Regions from separate parts of the Homo sapiens genome. Here region 2 is linked to region 1. A link is a contact called in ENCODE Hi-C or POLR2A ChIA-PET data. All regions are on one chromosome and are shown on one strand. The core of a region is the stretch at or near the end of the contact, and the rest is flanking DNA. Distances in the headings are between cores, read along the strand shown. Region 1 holds the start of SSX2IP (SSX family member 2 interacting protein). Region 2 has its middle 22 kb from the start of BCL10.

Region 1 (5,673 bases), core at 378-2,877:
ATGAGCTTTTTATCTTCCCTGTACAGTTGGGGAAAGAGAAGGGAAGGAAGAGTACAAAATGACTTGGCCTAAGAGGTTCAGCCAGTCACTAAAAGAGCCTTCGTTTTAATTATCAGTTCCTAACCCTCTTCTCAAAGAACCGTTTTGTTTGAGAAACCTTCATTAACAGCAGGCAGAACAGAGTGTTAAATTAGCTATTAGCTTTCCTTACTTGTTTAGTGTGAATGAATAACCTAAGCTTCCTAAGCCTGTAGGTTGATAGTTTTAGGATAAGAGATCTGATGGATCAAGTTTTGCCGACTGGATCCAAATTCATAAATCTACCTCTAACTTCTAAATTTCAAAATAGCTTGACGTGAACTTTAAAGGCATTTCTTTCCTCTCCAAATTTCTAATTCTTTACAAATTTTATTCACTCTCCTAAATGAGTCAACTCATACCAACCTTTCTAGTTCAGGATCAAACTGTAGGATCACCAGAATTTTCTTCTACCCCACAGTAAGCCAAACCCCCATGAACCATGAAAAGGTCCATGACATCCATCACCCACAGCTAACTCTACACCTTGACTCTAATCTGAATTGTTAGAAAGCCCAGGAAGTTCAAGAAGCCTCCACCCTTACACTTCTAAATCACCTTCTTTTCTAATCCTCAACCTATTACAGCGTCCAGAAAAGAGAAATCTCAATTCTCTCAGATTCAAGAACTTTATCAGCGTTGCTAGTAATCGCAGTTTGGCATTTACAACTATGGGTCCTGAAACTGGGTAATAATCTAAAAATTCCTACATTATACGTGCAGACAGCAAATTAGTATATTCTATGTCCTGGGCCCAAGCGATATGCCTAACTGGGCAATCAGCATAGGCTCAAAAAATGTGCAGGGAGCTCACAATTCAGTTTACTGTCGTTGACTATAAAATTCTAAACCAAAGTATTTTCATGATAAAATTATAAACCAAAGTATTTTCACACATGCCTGCCTCTTGGATGATGTAAATTCTTCCCCTAGACTTTTTACTAGACCACTATCGGGGTTCTCTTCCACTGCAGCGGCCACCCAATAACTCGTTTTAAAGACTGCCTCTTGCGGCTGCACTAGCAAATCGCCAAACCCCGCATGCCCCACGGCCGCTGCTGAGACTCTGCAGCCCCAAATCGGCCATCCCCTCCTCCCCCACGTCCCCGCGCTGCTCGTCCCCCAACGCCGGGCGCCAACCTTGCTCCATCCCAGAGAGGGTTTGGGGCTCCCCGGGTCAGAGCGCTCCGCAGGCGCAGCTCCGCGAACGCCAGCGAGAGCGGTCCCGGGGCCAGCACCTACCTCCCACCTCCTCCTCCAGGAGCGGCCCGGGTCGACGCTCGCCCGCACCCTGCAACGGCCCCAACAGCCGCGCGGAGCCTCCCGCCGAACAACGGGGCGCTGAGCCAGGTGCCGGCTCTCACCTCCGCGCGCGCCCGCCCCTTGCCGGCGCCCACCCCCGCCCGCCCCTCCCTGGCGGGGCGCGTCACAATCCCCGACGCGAGGCGCTGCTGCTCACCGTCACGGCCCCCGGGAGCGGCGGGGAGTCACCGCTCGGCGTCCTAGCCCGGCTCCCGCAGCCCGAGGGCCAGCAGCGCCTCGCAGCGCCTCCCGCCCGCGGCCCCTCCTCCGCTGCGGGCTCCCGCCTTCCCCGCCCCTTGCAGCCGCCTCCCGGCCTCCGCAGGTTTCCGAGGTTCCCACCCCGCCCCCGCGCGCCGGCGCCGCAGGCCCCGCCGCCTCCCATTGGCTCCGCCAGTTGCTAGGCGATGAACAACCGTGGCCTGCATTGGTCGGGTGGGGGCCTCGGTAGTCTCCTCCTTACCTCCAAAAAAACCCGGAGAAAAAGAAGACCTTATCCCTGCGGTCCGCGCGCGCTGCGGGCGCAGCTGCGGCTGCGGCACCTGTTACGCCCAGTGATTCACCCGGCCGTTTTCTGCTCCCCGCCCCCTTCTGACGCCTGCAGCGTCCGGGGCCGGGGCTCTGTGGGGGCCGGGACTCTGCAGGGACCGGGGTCGTGGCTACTTTAGAGCACGTTTTCCGAGCCCCACTGAACCCCAACACCCAGCCTAGCAGCAAAAGTGAAGCTTCCAGGAGAGCCACGTGCGTTTGCCAAAGTGGAGAAATAAACTGCGGGCACCTAGAATTAGGTCAGGTCCAAGGAACGGGAGGTTCAAGCGTCGGGAGTCGTGGATGCAAACAATCCAGCCGGGAGAAAGTTATATGTAAAATTAGGGCGAAGAAATGGATCTGGGCAGAAGACCGCGGGCAAAGGAAAGACTAAGAAATAGCATTCGTGAACTCAGTTTATGCAAAAATGTCTTACACCCACTCGACAAAGTATGTGCGATGAAAATGTATGCCTGCTGCACCCGTGGCCAGGGTCAGGCTGTCTCCTCCCTGGTTTCATGGCAGCCTAAAATTCACTGGGGAAGAAAAGAAAAGAGGCCAGAGAAAGGAGATCAGATGGAGAAATCACAGGCATATAGGTTACACAAAGATGTTCTTTGATTTTTGTTTTGTTTAGTTTTGGTGAAGCCAAGGGATTTATTCAAAAGGCGAAAAACAGGTTTGGTGTTTTAAGGAGACTCCTGAGAGCACTTTGAAACCAAAACAGTATGAGTGAAGATGCTAACACTGAAAAACAAGAGCGGGAGGAATGTCCACCTCCCAGTTTGCATGCACGTATCCCCAATCCTGGATGAAAGATCAGGGCCAGAAGAAGCACGCCACGGTGACAACTTCAGGGCCCAACGAAATCCTCCTCTTTTCCTTTGGCCAAGCAATCAGAGGCCCGTCTAGCTGCTGTTGAGCCCAGGTGGCGTTACCATTAACAGTTACATTTTTAAAAGGTTTGAACCAAGCTTAGTTGAGCTCTGGGAAGTTTAGCTCTGACCTCAGCAACCCCGGGAAAGGAATAAGATCTGCCTGAATAAACCAGCGGTCTCAATCTTTTGGTCTCAAGACCGCTTTCCACTTGTAAAATTATTGAGAGCCCCAAGAACTTTTCTTTATGTTGGTTACAGCTATTAATATTAAAACAGAAATTTAAAAATTGCTATTTTTTAAAATAATAATGAATAAAAATAAAAATGTCAAATAGCGCATTTTAATTAAAAATAACTATTTTCAAAAAATTAGTTAAAAGAATGGTGTTACTTTAAAATTTTGCCCATATCTTTAATGTCTTGCTTAATAGAAGGCATTTGGATTTTCATATCTGTTTGTGCATTCGATCTGTTGTGCTATTTCAGGTAGCGTCTGGAAAACTCTACTGTGCACTCATAATGAGAGGGAAAAAGGCAAATAATATCTTAGTATTATAACAAAAATAGTTTTGACTTTGCAGACTCCCTGGAAGGGTCTTGGAAACTTGCCGCCCCAAGGTTCAGCAGATCTTTGAAAACCACTGGTCTAAACCTCTTTGTACTCTGTCCCTCTTTGTTAACCAATAACTGGTTAAGGGGCTAAAAATATGACCTAATTCTGCTCAGTCCATAATGGGGAGTGGGGGATGAGGAGCTTCAGGGGAAGGATTTTATCCTGACAGACTAAGGACAAGTTTTTTCCTTCTTGCCTTGGACATCCTCCAGTAAGCCAGACATGTTTGGAGCTGTGGCAGCATATTCTGCAACCACGAGAGAAAAGCAAGAAAAATACATGCGTACCTCGTTTTATACTTCAATTTATTGCACTTTACAGGCACTGTATTTTTTTTTAATAAAGGTTTGTTGCTCAACCCTGCATTGAGCAAGTCTAGTGGCACCATTTTTTCTAAGAGCATGTGTTCACTTGGTGTCTCTGTCACATTTCGGTAATTTTTGAAATATTTCAGACTTTTCCATTAAATATGTTACGGTGATCTGTGATGTCACTATTGTATTATTTTGGGGGTGCCGCAAACTGCACCCTTATAAGACAGCCAATTCAATGTATATGTTGACTGCTCCACTGACTGGCTGATCATCTCTCTCCCTCTCCTTGGGCCTCCCTACTCCCTAAGACACAGCAATATTAAAATTAGGCCAATAAATAACCCTACAATGGCCTCTAAGTGTTCAAATGAAGGGAAGAGTCACATATCTCTCACTTTAAATCAAACGCTAGAAATGATTAAGCTTAGTGAGGAAGGCATCTTGAAAGCTGAGATAGGCAGAAAGCTAGACCTATTGTTCCAGTTAGCCAAGTTATAAATGCACAGAAAAAGTTCTTGAAGGAAATTAAAAGTCCTCCTCCCTTGAACACAGGCATGAAAAGAAAGTGAAACTGCCTTATTGCTGATAAGTAGAAAGTTTGAGTGGTCTGGATAAGAGATCAAACCAGCCACAGCATTCCTTTAAGCAAAAGCCTATCCAGAGCAAGGCCCTAATTCTTCATTTCTATGAAGGCTGAGAGAAATGAGGAAGCTTCATTTAAAAAGTTTGAGGCTAGCAGAGTTTGGTTCATGAGGTTTAAGGAAAGAAGCCATCTCCGTCACATGAAAGTGCCAAGTGAAGCAGCAAGTGCCGCTGTAGAAGCTGCAGCAATTTATCTAGAAGATCTGATTGATGAAGGTGGCTACACTAAACAGATTTTCAGTGTAGACCAAAAGAAAGCCTTCTATTAGAAGAATATGCCACATAGAACTTTTCTAGCTAAAGAGGAGAAGTCCCTGCCTGGCTTCAAAGGACAGGCTGACTCTTGTTAGGGGCTAATGCAACTGCTGACTTTTTATTTTTATTTTTTATTTTTTGACACAGGGTCTCAATGTGTTGCTCAGGCTGAAGTGCAGTGGTGCGATCACGGCTCACTGCAGCCTCAAGTGATCCTCAAGCAATCCTCCCACCTTAGCCTCCCAAGTAGCTGGGGCTACAGGCACACACCACCATGCCCAGCTAATTTTTGTATTTTTTGTAGAGACAGGGTTTTACCATGTTGCCCAGGCTGGTCTCAAACTCCTGAGCTCAAATGCTCCACCTCCCTCAGCCTCCCAAAGTGCTGTAAGCCACTATGCCCGGCTCCAGCTACTGACTTTAAGTTGGAGGTAATGCTCATTTGCCATTCCAAAGATCCTAGGGCCCTTAAGAAATATCTAAATTGACTTTGCCTGTGTTCTATCAATGGAACAACAAGGCCTGGCTGACAGCACATCTGTTCACAGCATGGTTAGTGAATATTTTAAGTCCACTGTTGAGACCTATGACTCAGAAAAAAAGATTACTTTCAAAATCTCACTGCTCATTAATAATGCACCTGGTTACCCAAGAGCTTTGCCTGCTAACACAAGATCTATTCTGCAGCCCATGGATAAAGGAGTAATTTTGGCTTTTAAGTCTTATTTGAGAAATACATTTCATAAGGCTGTATCTTCCATAGATAGTGATTCCTCTGATGGAACTGGGCAAAGTAAATTGAAAACCTGGAAAGGATTCACCATTCTAGATGCCATTGAGAACATTCATGGGCACGGAAGGAGGTCAAAATATATCAACATTAAGAGGAGTTTGGAAGAAGTTGATTAAAACCCTCATATATGACTTTGAGGCGTTCAAGACTTCAGTGGAAGAAGTAACTGGAGATGTGGTAGACATAGCAATAAAACTAGAACTAGAAGTGGAGCCTGAAGATGTGACTGAATTGCTTCAATCTCAGGATAAAACTGGAACAGATGAAGAGCTA
Region 2 (5,681 bases), core at 777-3,276, 610 kb after region 1:
CGGTGTTCTTTTGTATCTTGAACTGTTCTCCCAGTAAAGATGTCTTCTGGGCCCTGCAGTCCATGTTAAAGAGCCAGGTAGACAGGTCAGCAAAGGACAGAAGAACAGCTTCTTTTTTGTCTGTGGTGGTCTACATTTTAAGGTGTCAATTCAAGTGGGCAAAAGGGAGAGGAGAGCCTGCCTACCTTTCTCTCTTTCTCTGTTTATTCATTCAATGGACTCTTTTTTTTTTTTTTTTTTGAGATGGAGTTTCGTTCTTGTTGCCCAGGCTGGAGTGCAATGGTGTGATCTCAGCTAACTGCAACCTCCACCTCCCGGGTTCAAGCAATTCTCCTGCCTCAGCCTCCCAAGTAGCTGGGATTACAGGCATGCACCACCATGCCCAGCTAATTTTGTATTTTTAGTAGAGACAGGGTTTCTCCATGTTGGTCAGGCTGGTCTCGAACTCCCGACCTCAGGTGATCCACCTGCCTCAGCCTCCCAAAGTGCTGGGATTACAGGCATAAGCCATCGTGCCCGGCCTTTTTTTTTTGGAGACTGAGTTTCACTCTTGTTGCCCAGGCTGCAGTGCAGTGGCATGATCTCAGCTCACTGCAACCTCCACCTCCTGGATTCAAGCGATTCTCCCGCCTCAGCCTCCCAAGTAGCTGGGATTACAGGCACCCAACACCATGCCCGGCTAATTTTGTATTTTTAGTAGAGATGGGGTTTCACCATGTTGGTCAGGCTCATCTCAAACTCCTGTTCTCAGGTGATCCACTGGCCTTGGTCTCCCAAAGTGCTGGGACTACAGGAGTGAGCCACTGCACCCAGCCTCAATTGACTCTTGTTAGGCACTTATCATGTGCTAGGCACTATTTAAGATCCTAAAACTATTGTACCTCATGGAGCTTACATCATAGTGGAGGGAGTCAGACAATAAATAAACATACAGTTAAATAATTTCAGATCACAAACAGCTATGAAGTAAATAAAACAGGAAAGTAAAATAGAGAATGACTGTGTGGTGGCTTCTTTAAGAAGGATGTCAGGAAAGGACATTCTGAGGGGGTGATGCTGAATGGACATAGGAATGAGAGAGAGAGGAGGAGCCGACCACAGAGAAACATGTAGGAGCAGCTTTCTAGAGGGAGTGCCAGCATATTCAAGGGTGCTGGAACCTGTCTCCCTTCTGGCCTCCCTTGCTTCTTTCTTTTCCTTTACCTTTTCTCAAATACTAACTGAGCTGGCACTAAGAGTCAGGAGCTAACTGAAATGGATCAAAAGAAGAATAGAACACAGGCCTTTTTTTCTCTTTTCTTTTTTTGAGATGAGGGCCCCACTATGTTGCCAAGGCTGGTTTTGAACACCTGGCCTCAAGTGATTGGCCTCTTGAGTAGCTCGGATTATAGGCGTGAGCCATCATAACTGGCTAGGACAGAGTTTTTGCCTTGGAGAAATTCACAGAGCAGGGAAGGAGAAAGACAAGTCATTAAAATATAGATGGTTGTACTTAGTAGAAGGAAGCATAAAGTGTTATTGGGAAGACCATGGAAGCATAGACTGCCTGCTGGGTTCTCCTAAACACCTGACCAGCAGCTGGGTCCTCAGAGGAGAAGGCTGAGTCTCTGAAGAATCAGAAAGCTCCATTTCTTTCCAATGTAATGCTCTCTACCTTAGGAGCCTTCAAAAATTCTGCAGAGTGGGGAGCTTCTTTGACCAATCCAGCAAAGCACACACACCAAACACTAATGGGAAAATGGAAAACTGGAATTGATTCAAGTCGCTGAGAAAACAGGAAAGGTGGCTTTTATTTGGAGGACCAGGATGCAGACATAAAATACACACACACACGCACACACACTCTCAGAGGACTGAAGGCAAAAGAAGGAGTTGGCAGTCATCCCTGGAAATGTGTAATCCAAGAACGAAAGTTTACAGAAAAGGAAGAAGCCTTACACAGGGTCACAGTGAACCCCTGGGGATTTATGTAAGTGACTTAGGGTTTAAAGCGAAACTGTGTGTTGACTTAATGGTATGACTCATTTAAATGGAACGGACTTTTAAAAACACATACACGAGGATTAGGTTTTCCATTTATTGTTGTGAGGCCATGTGATACTTAATGACACTGAGGTCCAAAGATACGGAAGCTGCCCATAGAATGCGTCTGTGTAAGAACAAAAGAGAAGCAGGTTGCATCCCTTAAACAGTTGAAAAGGAAATGCTAGGCTCCAGCCACAATACCCTGTGGGCCGTCAGACTAGAGCGGGTGATGAGTGGGTGCTGGATGCTAGGTAAACGGAAGAAGTGACTGCAGTGGTGGGAGGTGTGAATGCCAGCACATAGCTTTGGTTTGTGGTAAACACCAGACAGGGCATGGAAGAGCGTGTTTTAGTTATTCTGTCAGAACAGCATAGATTAGAGGGTGACCAGATGTTCCTCTTGAGGGAACTTGTCACTCTATAAACATTTTGCCCTGAGAAGACTTTGTGGGAGAGGAACAGTTCTTGGCTAGCACTGGTCCCTGTCAGAGTTCCTTCTGTACCTGGTGAATTTGGGAGGAAAAACTGGGAGCGTGGCTCAAAACCTTATGTCCTCCTCCTGGGAGCACTCATGTGCTGTGAGCACAGGCTCTGCTCAGCTCCTCCAGGTAGGCCCTGGCCAGGGTGGAAGCTTTCCCTGGCCCAGCACTCCCATGAAAGGGTTGCGCCTAAAACTCAGGTTCCATTTGCCAAGAGATACAAGCTGGGCCTTCCAACCTAAACTTTATCAATGGTGAATGTGATATTTTGGCCTCTAACCACTTGGTCTTTTATCTTATTCCTCAATAGGTTCAGAAATCAGGGTGGGAAGTGAAATCCTATTACTGAGACTCCAACAGCGTCCTGGGGAGCACCTCAAAGGGTCTTCCAGAGTTGTTGAAATTGGGGTTCAGCCAGAGGCCTGTGTACCTGCCAATCTGGAGAGACAAGTCTTGTATGTCAGGACAAAGGAAACACGTATGGTTTCTGATACAATCCCCACACCAAGAATTACAAGGGCAGACACACTGAATGCCAGGTGTTAATTTATAGTTGAGCCACTTCTCACCTGTGCAGAACTAGCTAGCATGCTCCAGGAGGAGGGTCACCACTCGGGAGAGTATGTCTCTATCCCAGTCATGCAGGGATGCCAGCTAGGTTCTCAAAATACCACTGATTGCCTTAGGGACTGGAATGTGCACAGCAACTAGAACCAAAACCCACCAAATAAACCAACCCAGCACTTTAACTGATGGCATCTAACACATATTTAATAGTTCTTGCTCTGAAAAATGAAACAATAAAGCATAACTTTCTATATAGCATTTTAGAGTTAAAGCACTTTTAGACACATCTACTTTGACCTACGTTACAACCTCAGAGTGTTACTGTGATTTCCATTTACATGAAAGGATGAAAAGAGGAAAAAGGATGGGAAAGAATAGAGGGGGATAGAGAGAGGAAGGCAGGAAGTGAGTTACATCTGGGGGGGCAGATGTCTGGGACCACCATGTGCACCTGTGTATCACAGGTATATGTACTGCACAATCATCTACGGTGGTCTCAGAGATATCTGCCAGGTCAGAAAGAGCATAGAATTGTCAGATTATTGCCGTTTATATCTCTAACCACATCAAATTCCAAAACAACTTATGCTACCGAGTGAGGCAACAATTCTGCCACTCAGCAAAGTCACATTGTCCAGGTCTCGTGTCCAGGTTTTGGGTCCTAAATGTCTTGCTGTGCCAGGACTGGGGCCTTTTCTAGGGTTTTCTGGGGCAGGCATGACCACAGCGGAAGAAAAGTTCTATTTCTTGAGCACCCCCAATGTACCACACCTGCACAGAATAGGAGCATGCATGTTATCCTCTGCAGTTCTCTTCATGACCCGTGTGGTAGGTCTATGGTAGCCTCATTTTATAAATAAAGAATTTGAGCCTCAAAGAGGCTAACTTTCCTACCCAATCCAACTCTGGGGTCAAATGACCTCTGAAATCTCTAGAAGGAACAGGACAAACATTAAGATGAATTAAAGGAGTTGGTGGATGGTCGCAGTGGCTCATGCCTGCCATCCCAGCAATTTGGGAGGTTGAGGTGAGAGGATTCCTTGAGGCCAGGAGTTCAAGACCAGCCTGGGCAATGTAGGAGGATACTGTCTATACAGAAAAAAAATTCACTGGGTGTGGTGGCATGTGCCTGTAGTCTCAGCTACTCCGAAGGCTGAGGTGGGAAGATCACTTGAGCCCAGGAGATTGAGACTGCAGGGAGCTGTAATCACACCACTGCACTCTAGCCTGGGTGACACAGCAAGACCTTATCTCTCTATAAAAAAAGAAAAAGGTAAAAAAAGAAAGGAGTTAGCAGCAAGAAAGGTGAATACTTACTGAAGACAAGGATGAAAGAGTGCCCCTGAGAAAAAGCCACCAAAAGGGGAGTGTCATCCGGGCTGGGAACCCAAAGCAAGCAATCACCCAGATCCTGAGAATGGGATCATTTTTTGCTTTTGTTGTAGTATGGGAAGTGTCCAGTTTTCACAGAATGCAGAATAAAATTACACTCATATATGAGTGTGGTATTTTCTGAGGCAGATTAGCTGAGATAAATCACTTTTTAATTTATCTAAACCTCTACTTTTTACCTTGGGAATTAAAAAAATACACAGAACTAGAAAAATATAACGGAACCCCATGTGCCAATTATTTGCCTCAATAGTGATCAGCATTTGCCACTCTCTCATCATGTGTCTCTCCACATATTTTTTCCCTGGATTATTTTAAACAAATCCCTGTTATCATATCACTTTTACTGTAAATACTTCACTATATATTTCTATGAGAAAAAGATATTTTTAATATAATCATAATGCCATGATCACACTAACGCAAATAACAATAATTTCTTAGTATCATTCAATATCCTATCTATATTAAAATTTGCTATACATGTCTTTTTATAATTGGTTTATTTGAACCAAGATCCAGACAAGGCTTGTACATTGCATTTATGGTTATGTCTCATGTGGAACTTTCCACCTATACCCATTGAATATTTATTGGGCATTGCTAAAACCATTGACCTCAAGACAATCTGGGGTCAAGGGGCTGTGACCTACTCAAGCTAACCAGAATACTACACTGGAGAATCAGACACCTGCAGAGGTTAAGAAGGATGATCAATAGAAAATAATGGATTGTTAAAAATCTAAATATTGCACCCAAACTACTTACTAACTACAAATGGAAAGATAGTTATGTTTACAGTGGAGAACTCAGCAGACACCAGCTTAACCAAGTGATGAATGTAAACATCTCCAGTAATGACACATCAACATTATGAACACTTTGATGTGATGAGAAGAACACAATATCAGTTTTGTGATATTCTTGCCAAAAATGCATAACATGATTCCAATCATAAGAAAACATTCTACAAAATGAAGAGACAATCTACAAAAGAATTGACCAGTACTCTTCGAGGGTGTCAAGTTCATGAAAGACTGAGGAACTGTTCCAGACTGGAGTGGATGAGAAGACATGACAACTAAATGTAATGTGGGGTCCTGGTTAGGATTCTGGAACAGAAAAAGGACATTAGCAGAAAAAGTGGTGGAATTCAAATAAGGCCTGTGGTGTAGTCAATAATACTGTATCAATGTTAGTTTCTCGTTCTTGATCATTA

What was found. A loop is a pair of places that touch in the nucleus more often than their neighbours do. ChIA-PET counts read pairs that join two places held with the same protein, here RNA polymerase II (POLR2A). Pooled maps may share reads with other maps.
Region 2: a loop to region 1 is called in a pooled map, with 7 times the contacts of the local background. The contact joins the enhancer-like site here to the promoter of SSX2IP in region 1. A Hi-C loop is called at or near these places in 1 of 168 maps with a recorded cell type or tissue (CD14-positive monocyte) and 5 of 50 pooled maps. POLR2A ChIA-PET finds 5 or more read pairs at or near these places in 1 of 52 experiments (HEK293T).

What each region holds. Positions count from the first base shown.
Region 1 is chr1:84,688,834-84,694,506 of GRCh38, forward strand. SSX2IP (SSX family member 2 interacting protein) reads right to left here and starts at 1,628. Exons shown (of 14, transcript NM_001166293.2): 1 at 1,538-1,628. RefSeq lists a silencer at 1,080-1,839.
Region 2 is chr1:85,296,090-85,301,770 of GRCh38, forward strand. No RefSeq gene overlaps it. Among named protein-coding and RNA genes, the nearest start is that of BCL10, 22 kb to the left of the region's middle. Within about 2 kb of position 2,027, at least 24 of the 41 ENCODE cell types and tissues checked have a DNase peak (open chromatin) inside an H3K27ac peak, as active enhancers do.